Linked DNA regions of Mus musculus: region 2 is linked to region 1. The links are chromatin contacts, found by POLR2A ChIA-PET in ENCODE. All regions are on one chromosome and are shown on one strand. The core of a region is the stretch at or near the end of the contact, and the rest is flanking DNA. Distances in the headings are between cores, read along the strand shown. Region 1 overlaps Ccm2 (cerebral cavernous malformation 2). Region 2 holds the start of Snhg15 (small nucleolar RNA host gene 15).

The links. ChIA-PET counts read pairs that join two places held with the same protein, here RNA polymerase II (POLR2A).
Region 2: POLR2A ChIA-PET joins it to region 1 with 19 read pairs in Patski. The contact joins the promoter of Snhg15 here to the enhancer-like site in region 1. POLR2A ChIA-PET finds 5 or more read pairs at or near these places in 4 of 5 experiments (Patski and embryonic stem cell).

The regions. Positions count from the first base shown.
Region 1 is chr11:6,567,617-6,572,966 of GRCm38, reverse strand. Ccm2 (cerebral cavernous malformation 2) reads right to left here. Exons shown (of 10, transcript NM_146014.3): 2 at 2,830-3,003. Among named protein-coding and RNA genes, the nearest start is that of Ccm2, 23 kb to the right of the region's middle. Within about 2 kb of position 3,388, at least 2 of the 3 ENCODE cell types and tissues checked have a DNase peak (open chromatin) inside an H3K27ac peak, as active enhancers do.
Region 2 is chr11:6,525,561-6,531,160 of GRCm38, reverse strand. Snhg15 (small nucleolar RNA host gene 15) reads left to right here and starts at 2,401. Exons shown (of 4, transcript NR_045893.1): 1 at 2,401-2,613; 2 at 2,787-2,855; 3 at 4,724-4,806; 4 at 5,344-5,570. It overlaps LOC115487884 (a small nucleolar RNA gene), which reads left to right and starts at 2,996; the gene lies at 2,996-3,128.

The DNA of each region.
Region 1 (5,350 bases), core at 2,139-4,638:
GTGTGTGTACAGGTGGTGTGTGTACAGGTGGGGTGTGCGTGTGTGTGTGTGTGTGTGTGTGTGTGTGTGTACAGGTGGTGTATGTGTGTACAGGTGGTGTGTGTGTGTGTGTGTGTGTGTGTGTGTGTGTACAGGTGGTGTATGTGTGTACAGGTGGTGTGTGTGTGTGTGTGTACAGGTGGTGTGTGTGTGTACAGGTGGTGTATATGCATATGTGGAGGCCTGAGGTGGTTGTTTCTCAGGAGCTGTCCACCTTGCTGGTTGAGTCAGGGTCTCTCACAGGGTCCTGAATGACTACTCTTTTGGAGGACCTACATTCCCAGCATCTGCCCACATACATACACATCTCTAACCTCTGCAGGCACTATACTGGATAGTACACAGACACACACACAGACACAGACACACACACACACATACATATCCTTAAAAATAATAAAAATAAAATTAAGAAGACAAATCTTGACTCTTTGTTATTTCATTATGAACAGCATGTCCTCTTGTCTTTTTGAGAATAGTATATGCAGCTATGTGCTGCCTAGTGATGGCTTGGCCTACAACAGCTAATATAACAAAGGTTCCCTAAGATCACAAAGGCATCACATTTTCCCAATGCTGAAGAACTTTGTGGCCATCTGAACATCCCAGTGAACATCCCATATGGGTCAATTCATAGTGATATGATGTAAACAAGGCGGAATACATTAACAGCTACACAATAACTATAGCACATATATAATATTTAACACTCATAATAAATGACTGATGTTAATACTGTCAACCTGACAGAGTCTAGGAGACAAACCTGTAGGCATGCCTGTGAGAGAGCTTCTACACTGGACTACTAAAGTGGGAATTATGGAATTATGACACATTAAAGTTATTTTTATTATTTTTAAGTATATGTGTCATAATACCCACAGCAGCGCATCGCCATGCATCCCTGCTACTTCCTGCTGTGAGGGGGAACCCTGGGACCAGCTGCCCATAGTCCTGATGCCATGCCTTTCCAGGAACCAGAAGAAAGCCTCCTGTGGGTTGTTTCTATCAGCTAGTCTGTCAAAGCAGAGAAAAGTACTCAATATAACTATGTTACTGGTCTATGTATTTACTGAGGTATACTTTTTAGCATTTGAGTACTCCTGTCTAAACAGTTTATATACCAGGTGTAGTGCACACACCCTCAATCCCATCTCTTGGGAGGCAGAGGATAGAAGACCTTCAGTTAAGGGTAGCCTAAGACACATAGTGAGATATTGTCTTAGAAAAGCAAACCAGAGCTAGAGAGATGGCTGAGGTCTTCTAGAAGACCTGGGTTCCATTTCTCAGCAGCAGACCCAGGGAACCCCACATACCCCACATCCTCCTCTGGCTTCTGTGGGCATTGATGCATGTGGTACATAGACATACAGGTAAATAAAACATCTATATGGTCAGGCAGTGGTGGTGCACGCTTTAATCCCAGCACTTGGGTGGCAGAGGCAGGCGGATTTCTGAGTTCAAGGCCAGCCTGGTCTACAGCGTGAGTTCCAGGGCAGCCAGGAATATACAGCAAAACCCTGTCTTGAAAATTCAAAAAAAAAAAAATTCTATATGTATAAAACCAATCAATTCATTCACTTAAAAAATTTTAACAACCAAAATTTCAGTTTGTTCTTATCAGTTGAAAATAGCTCACTAGCAGCCAACAGCAGATGAGCCCGTCATTCATCTGATTACCCCAGTGAGTGACTGGCTGGCACACCTATCCACACATAGGTTCCCACACTCCCATGTTCACAGCAACAAAGCTATCCAACAACACTTTCCTCAGAACTTGATCCACTATCAGCACGCACAATGCCCACTGCTGCCCTCACTTTGGAGCCACTGCTTTCAAATTCATGTTTACTGTCTTGGGCTCAATGTCAGAAGTTTGCAGGAAATGCACACTTATGCTCTGCTGCCTGTGTTTAAAGGAGACCCTAAAGAGCTGACTGAAGCTGTGTGCTGGGCAGGCTTTCTATCCGCTAGGTTCCATTCGAGCTGAATGGCCGGGAATCCGAGGTCAGTGCAGAATTTCTCAGCTGCATCAAGGAGAGCGCCACTTGACGGTAACCTGTCTGTGTTTTCCAAGACATTCCGGAAGCCTGGACATAAAAGGGGTTGTGGACTCACACCATCCCTAACAGGCTCCGACTCAGGAAGCTCAGGCTGGGGCTCTCCCACCCACTCCTATGCCAGCTGTCAGTAAATCCCAAGCCCTCCTCTCAATGTGGAGGGTGCCTACAAATCCATATTTAGTCAGCACTGGAGCCCCCCGAGTCACTGGACTCTGTCCTCTGCAGGGGCCTGACCCAGCTGGAGCCACCAACTAGGCTACTTCACCTTCACCGCTTCCTTCTTTCCAGTGGCCTTCTATGACCAACACCTCTCCTCTCCTCTCTGAGCTCACAGCTTCTATCATTTCATTAACTTACTTTCAGGGACATAACACAGCTTGAGTAGTCTTTTGGGCACAGGCAGGCCTGAGATATAAGGCCTCCAGCGTTAGGCTGAGCATCGGAGTCCTAAACAAGGGCCTGGAACAAGCGCCTGCTGTCATCTGTCTGCAAATCGGAGGAGACGAGGTTTCCCTGTTTTACACAATATCCATGACCTTCAAGACAGAGTAGTCTTCTGCTACACAGAGGATCAGAAACCAAAGCTAAGGACTGGGACTGGGTTTGGAGTTTTCATTATTAGATACATCCAGAAGCAAGACAGAGGGTAGGACACAGGCTAATGTATTTATGCAGAGCTGGCAATGAACTGTTTGGCAGGCGTGCCCTGTGGCCCATGGTGACTTACCTTCACCTCCTTCTCAATATAGTCGCTCAGCAGTCTGTCTGGCTCGACGCGCTCAGGTAACGCCAGCACCACAGTGTGCAGAGGGCGCCTCTCTGTCACCTTCTCATGGGCTTTCTTATCTCTACTCTTTTCACCTTTTAGGAATACTCGTTTAAATGGCGACACAATTCCAGGCTGCAGGCAGAAATGGCAATGATTGGAGTTCATTATTCACACATTTGTGTTGTACCTACCACTAACAAACAGAGTTAGCACCGTCGCCATGAAAATAGGACTGTGCACAGCAGCCTATGAGAAAGGACCAACATGAGGCTGAGGCATGGCTCTGGAGCCAGCTCAGACTCTGCACAAGGACAGACAGGCCTGTTAAGTGGCTGTCACACTCAGAAGGCAACTCACTGTCATTTGGGGAACAGTCCCCCAGAAGAGAGCCACACAGCAGAGTTCCAACTCCTGCCAGCTCTGTGAGCCATGTCATCTCAGCTCTGAGGTGCAAGTGGGACAGGGAGGGCTGCCACCCACAAGGCCTCTGTCTCAGCAGCCAAGGCCACATGAGCTCTAAGGAGCCCAGGCGCTAACTGAGCCCCAGGTTCTCATGCAGCCCCTTCCCTCAGGCAGGGCTCCAAGGCAGCCACTAACCTCACAGCCTCACCCCTGCTGGATGTGAGCTTAGTACCGAGGCTTTGAAGACTCGACCTGTAATCAAAATGAACTTGTGGGCCAGGGAGAGGGGAATCAAACCTAGTGCCTCCTAAACAACCGCAACAGAAGCTATCCCCCACTCTGTGGAAAGATGGCGCTGCCAGCCATTCTTTGTCACTCAGAGAAACACTTAAATACATCATCTACAGCATCAGCTCAGAGGCCAAAGACACGAGCAATGAAAGGAGGAGATGATACCCTAGCTGTTTTCTCTCTGCAAGAGACATCTCTCCTACACTCACCCACTATGTTCCTGGCAGCCAGGCAGCAGCTGGGAAACTACAGCAGGCTCAGCTCTGACCGTCCCTCCCCCCAAGCTAGTAACAAACAAAAAACGGAGAGAATAAGTTATCAGGCAAGACTCACATGGCCAAGGCTCCCAGGAGATGCCGCATGTGGCTACTTCCCAGCCTCACTCTTAGGCTCAGCTCTCAGCACCAGGCATGAAACCAACAATCAAATAAGACTCACCCAGCCTCAGAAAATTACCCTGACACCTTTCCTGTGCCTGTGCCTGTGCCCTCCTGCTGTGGACAGCTTCCCTGCCTCCTTAGCTTCACATCCTTGGTCCTTGTTATCTTGGTTTTATTCCATTGATCTACTAAGATGGGCACAGATCCAGGAGGCCCATCCGACAAGACAGCAGCATGAGTCTCGGTGTTAGAGCTGTGCACGCCCAGCCGTCATGCCTGCTGCTCTCCCCACAGGCTTTCCGCCAGGCTCAAGGCTCAACTCCTCTGTGGTGGTCTGAGCTATCCTGATTCTTTCCCATACAAGGATATGAGCTGAGCTATGGTCTCTAAAATGAGCTATGATTGTTGCATGTTCCATGTTCTCATGAACAATCCATGCGATAGCTACAGAGAGCTGAGCTGATTATATTTGATTATAATGGAAAACGGTGTCAGCAGTTATTTCCGTTACTGTTTTTACTCACAACAATCCATCTCCTCTTCAACGGCTGTCTTTACAGCCCAGCACCAAAGCCTCAGACTGTCTTCCACTCACACTAGATAATGACCCATGACCACCCACCCGACTCTGAATCCAAAGTAGGAAAAGATTGTGACCCACGGCCCTGTAAATATTAAAATATTCCACTCATGGGAGCTGATTCTATCACCAGGCATCTGCCTCTGTGACCTAGAATGGTCTGTCATTGACCCTGTAGTCCTATCTTGATCAGTACACACATACATACGCACACACACATGCATGCACGCACACATAAACGCTTGTGTTCACACATGCAGGGCAGTTTCCTGCACTCACTGCTGGTGTGGAAAAGAGAGAGAGATAAGATGACAGGAACTCCAGAGCTGTAGCTGAGTGTTGAGCACAGGCACTTCCGCTACTTTTTTGAGACGTCTCCAACAGCTCAGGCTAGCTTCAAACCCACTGTGTGGCTGAGGAGACGGAGCGTCAGTCCTGTCTCCTGGTCCCAAGGACTACGGCTAGGATTCCAACATGCACACCATCTGTTTTGTTTTGTTTTTCTGCAGTGCTAAGAATAGAACCCAGAGCTTAGCTGGCGTGGTGGCACACGCCTTTAATCCCAGCACTCAGGAGGCAGAGGCAGGTGGATTTCTGAGTTCGAGGTCAGCCTGGTCTACAGAGTGAGTTCCAGGACAGCCAGGGCTACACAGAGAAAGCCTGTCTCAAAGAAACAAAACAAACAAACAAACAAACAAACAAACAAACAGAACTCAGAGCTTTGTACACGTTGGGTAGTTATTTCTCCACCTGTGTTATATCCCTAGCCTCTCTCTTTTTTTTTTTTTTTTTTTGGTTTTTCGAGACAGGGTTTCTCTTTATAGCC
Region 2 (5,600 bases), core at 1,152-3,651, 41 kb after region 1:
GCCAGCCCGGTCTACAAAGTGAGTTCCAGGACAGCCAGAGCTATACAGAGAAACCCTGTCTCAAAAAAAAAAAAAAAAAAAAAATCTGGCTCTGGCTGTAGGGCATTTTCTTAATGAATGATTGATGGGGGAAGTGTCCATCCCACTGTGGGTGGGGCCATCCCTAGACTGGTGGTCCTATAAGCCTGCTTTTTGTAAGAAAGCAAGCTGAGCATGCCTCGATGAGCAAGGCAGTCAGCTGTACCCCTCCATAGCCCTTGGGTCAGCTCTGCCCCCCAGGTCCGGGACCTGCTTGAGTTCCTGTCCTTGCTGCTTTTGATAATGAACTGTCATATGAAACTGTAAGTGAAATAAGCCTGTCCCTCCCCACGTTGGCTTTGGTCATGGTGTTTTATGACAGGGATAGAAACCCTAAGACATATACACATAAAATATGTTTTTAAAAATTTAATAACACAAGTAGGGATTAATTTTTTTTAAAGATTTATTTATTTATTTATTATATGTAAGTACACTGTAGCTGTCTTCAGACACTCCAGAAGAAGGAGTCAGATCTCATTATGGGTGGTTGTAAGCCACCATGTGGTTGCTGGGATTTGAACTTCGAACCTTCGGAAGAGCAGTCGGGTGCTCTTACCCACTGAGCCATCTCACCAGCCCCTAATTTTTTTTAAAGTTTTTTTTTTTTTTAAAGATTTATTTATTATATGTAAGTACACTGTAGCTGTCTTCAGACACTCCAGAAGAAGGAGTCAGATCTCATTATGGGTGGTTGTGAGCCACCATGTGGTTGCTGGGATTTGAACTTCGAACCTTCGGAAGAGCAGTCGGGTGCTCTTACCCGCTGAGCCATCTCACCAGCCCCTAATTTTTTTAATTATAGTTATTTAATGCGTGCACATGCACGGAGTTCAAAGAACAACTTGTGGGACTTGCTCCTCTCCTACCACAAGTGTGCCAGGGGTCAAACTCAGGTCATCAGGCTCTGTGTCAAGTGCCTTTCTTTACCCAGTGAGCCATCGTGTTGGCCCCAAACAGGCAGGTTTTGCAATTTGGAGTCAAGGAACAAACTCTTGTCATTAAAGCATTGAAAGTTGGAGCCTCAAGTCCTCTGACAACTACATTCAGAAAAGATGACTCCCAGCTGGGCCTGGTGAGCCCGGATTGTAATCCCAGCTACTTGAATGTGCAGATCCCTGGAACTGCAGTTAAGGATAGTTGTCATCACCATGTGGACGCTGGGAATTGAATCTGGGCTCTGTGTAAGAGTGGCAAGTGCTTTTAACTACTGAGCCATCTCTACAGCACCAATTATAAACTCTTTGTAATTTTTATTGTTACATTTGTGTGTGTTTGTATGTGTGACACGTAAGCATGCACATACACACAGCCTACAAGTGGAGTGGGCAAACAATTTGATGAAGTCCCCTTTCCTTCCACCTTATAGTTTCTGAGATTCAAATTTAGGCTTAGTGGCAAGAGCCTTTCGCTGCCGATCTACCTTCCTGGGCCAAAAATAAAGTCTTAGCTCCTTTTCAGTTATGAGCCTGTGGTTTGTGTCACTAGAAATTTAATGAGAACTAAGCCACCCAACCTCTAAAAAGAGGGGGGAATAAAAGAGAGAAAGAAAAATTCAAGAAAGGGCTGAGGATGTGACAGTAGAGCATTTGCAAGCTCAAGGCCCTGGGCTTGGGAATGGTTCTCCGGTGACTTCTGATCTGAGTGTGGCCATAAGCTTTGTTAACTATTACAAAGACTCGTGCTTCTTGTGGTGCTTGTTTCTGCAGCAAATTCGTGAAGAAGTCCATGTTGGAAGGTGAAGAAAGGGCAGACATATGTTTTTAAAAGAAAGGAAAAGATGGGCAGTGGTGTCCCACGCCTTTAATCTTAACACTGTGGAGGCAGAAGCAGGTGGATCTGAGTTCGAGGCCAGCCTGTTCTACAGAGTTCCTGGACAGCCAGGCCTTCACTGAGAAACTTGTCTCGAAAAACAAAACAAACAAAAAATAAAGAAAATAAAAATGCTGACCGAGGTTTTCTTTCCTGCCCCCTCTCACTTTCTGGTCCATTCACATCACTTTGTTGTTGGTTGTTGTTGTGTTGGTCCATCCCAGGGCCCAGCGTCCACGTGTTTCTCAGCCAGGGCTACCTCCGGTTCCAGGCCCCAGCTTTGGCACCCGGATTACTAAAAGGATAGGATGCAGAAGGCAATCCCTGAGTCTGAGGTCCGCATTCGATCAACCGCCACTACCAGGACCGGCCAGCTGGGGGAGCGGGTTAAACCCGCGCTCGAGGCCACGCCCCAGGGGCGCTGACGTCAGTGTCTTGGAGCCCGCGCACGCGGCTTTGGGCGGGGCTGCGTGGTGACGTTACGCGTGCGCGGCTCGCTGCTGTGACCGTAACTTTAAGCACACGTGAGCGTCCTCAGCTGGCAGCCATGGCTGGCGGGTCCTTCCTAGCATGTGCTGCGGCCCTCACCTTATCTTCCGTCATCAGGGCACAGGCGCCGTGCAGGGCTATTCCGAGTCCAGGTAGAGATGGCTGAGCTCGGTGGCAGGAGATCAGCCTGCGGTGGAGCAGGGACGTTTGCCCTGGGGAGACACGTGCCACCGGGTGAGTTAGGCCTGTTTCTGGGGGATTCCTTTCCAACCCCAGCTAGTTCCGCCCAAGCAAGCAGAGTCTTCCCTCAAGAGATTTTTTTTTCCTTTTACGAGAGAACGTTCGGAGGGGCTAGAACTGGGTGATACGCACTGGCTGCGCTGAATCTGTCTTTTCTCCCCTCCTAGGTGGACATCGAGGCCCTGTGGGTGGCCCTACAGCGTGGAAGGGATGACCGAGCTTTGGGACATGTCCTGGTAAGTCAGTTGTGGAAGCTCGGTGGCCGGTGAAGCCAAACTCCGTATCTTGAATTCATTTTCAGGACTAATTCTCTCCCCTAGACTTCTGGGGACTGGGAGACTGCAGTATGGGTCGTGCAGGATTGGAGTGATATACTTAGCAAGCCTCCAGCGTGCTTGGGTCTGCAGTGACCCTGTGCATTCCTACAGTGCTTGCCAGAACAATTTTGAAGTGGTTTGAGGCCTTGCCCTGCCCTCTCCAGAGCAAGGTTATAGAAATTTCAGACAATATGGCAGACACCTGCCACGTGGATAAATTACAAGCCGGTAAGATTTGCAATGCTGCACTTTGGGTTTTTTGTTTTGTTTAACTGTGTGGGATAGTTCTGCACATGGTGCAGAGGCAAATAAGTCATTTCTTGTTGGTTTTGTTTTGAGGCAAGGTTTCTCTGTAGTTCTTGCTGTCCTGGAACTCAAAACAGATCCACTCACCTCTGCCTCCTGAGTGCTGGGATTAAAGGTGTGTAAGGCTACACCCAGCTGAATATTTTTCTGTGCTCCAGAGTTAGTACAAAGTAGTAAATCCTTAAAACAGTTACAAAATACAGCAGGAGTACCAGAGTTGGGTCTCCGGTGTTGAAGTAAAACCCCAGGTGTGGTGACACGTGGTTTTGGTTCCATTTGGGCTCTAGGCCTTATTTTTCTTTTTTTTTTTTTCTTTTCTCGAGACAAGGTTTCTCTGTGTAGCCCTGGCTGTCCTGGAACTCACTTTGTAGACCAGGCTGGCCTGGAACTCAGAAATCCATCTGCCTCTACCTCCCGAGTGCTGGGATTAAAGACGTGTGCCACCACACCGGGCCTTAGGCCTGGTTCTTAAAAGGCAGAGAGCCTGCAGATGGTAGAAATCTGGCTGCTGTGCCAATACCTAAGGAAAGCCTCCCGGCAAAAGGAAGGAATCCCAGGTACTGGGATTAAGGGTGTGTGTTACCACACCAGGCCCTCATTTCAAATCTTTATGTTGAAAGGGAATAAAACTGTAATTCATGTAATGTATGTTAAATAGCCCAAAGAGTTGTTTCTGAGCTTTGAAACCTGGGGCTGAGAACATAGCAGAACAGACCAGGACATGCCCGGGCAAGCCCATCGCCTCCCTAGCTCCCACCCCTCTGACCTAAGTTAAATGTTACAGGCTGCTGATGTGAAACCGCGCCAATTCCTCCCCCAGCCCCACTCCTTTTCTATAAAAACCCCTAGCTTCCAAGCCTCGTGGTCGAATCCACTGTCTCCTGTTATGTGAGATACGTTTCGACCCGGAGCTCCGCCATTAAAAAAACCTCTTGTTGTTACATCAAGGTGTTGTGTTCTATTCGTGATTCTTGGGTGCACGCCGAATCGGGAGCTGAGTGGGGGTTTCCCCACTGAGTTCTTTCAATGTCACATATGTGAGTGCACTGTCACTGACTTCAGACACACCAGAAGAGGGCATCAGATCCCATTACAGATGGTTCTGAGCCACCACGTGGTTGCTGAGTTCAGGACTTCTAGAAGAGCAGTCAGTGATAACTGCTGAGCTATCTATCTCCAGCCCCTTAACTCAAACCTTTAATTGTACTTCTTTTGTGTGCGTGTCCATGGGTAGGTATGGGCCAATGGATGGCATAGAACATCAAGGTCAGAGAACAGCTTGCAGGAATTGGTTTTCTCCTTTGATAGCAGGCATCTCTAGTCCTACAGCCTGTGTTCTTTTCTGGAGTGCCAGTCATGACTGAGTTGTGTTGAAGGGAAATGTCCTGTTCTTGGTATGGAAGCTGTGGGGTAAATGGTACGTGGACAGTTGCCAGCTTAGTGTTAATGCATTTGGCTCACTGACTCTTCCTTCGGTCTAGGAAACCTAAGGTGCTGGAGCTAGAAGAGACTTGATAGCACTTCAGAGACCATCAGGCTGTTTCGTGGAACTTCCACCAAAGAGGTGAGGATGCAAGAAGACACTCAGGTCACATCAGGAATTAGGCTGGCCTCAAAGTTGCTATGCAGCCAGTGATGGCTTTGAACTCCTTAACTCATGTTTCTACCTCCCTAGAGTTTGAATTACCAGCCTGTGCCAGGAAGCTCGGGCTCTACTTCTGTCTGACTTAGTAGTTGTCCATGACTCAGTCATCTGGTTAAAGTGTATTTAAAGACAATGAGAAACCTGTGACCTTTCCATATTATAAGTCATGTGATTAAATCTCAGAAAGGTTAGACTCCTGGGTTAGATTCTTGTAGATGGCATTTGCCTCTGGTTTGATTTCAGCATAGTGTCCATGAGGAAGTCGTGATTCTAGATGGAGTGGGCTGCTACAGAAGGGACCAATGGGCCTATTGGCTCACTGGGGGTGCAGTCGGGGCTCAAACACAAGTTGGGCTATGCCACTGCCCCTCATGGCAGTGGCCATGTACAGCAACCCTTAGTCTCATGATGGTGCCTCTTCTTCACAGCGTAACTTGATGTTTCTAATCTTTGCAGATGCAGAAATGGAGACTCCAGAGCTGGAGAGAGAGAGATGACTCAACTGTTAAAAGCACTGACTGCTCTTCCAGAGGTCCTGAGTTCAATTCCCAGCAACCACATGGTGGCTCACAATTATCTGTAATGGGGATCCGATGCCCTCCTCTGGTGTGTCTGAAGACAGTGATGGTGTACTGACATATATGAAGTAAATAAGTAAATTAATAAATAGAAATGAGACTCCAGCTGTGTTGATCGGGTTTGAAGTCCTCTTG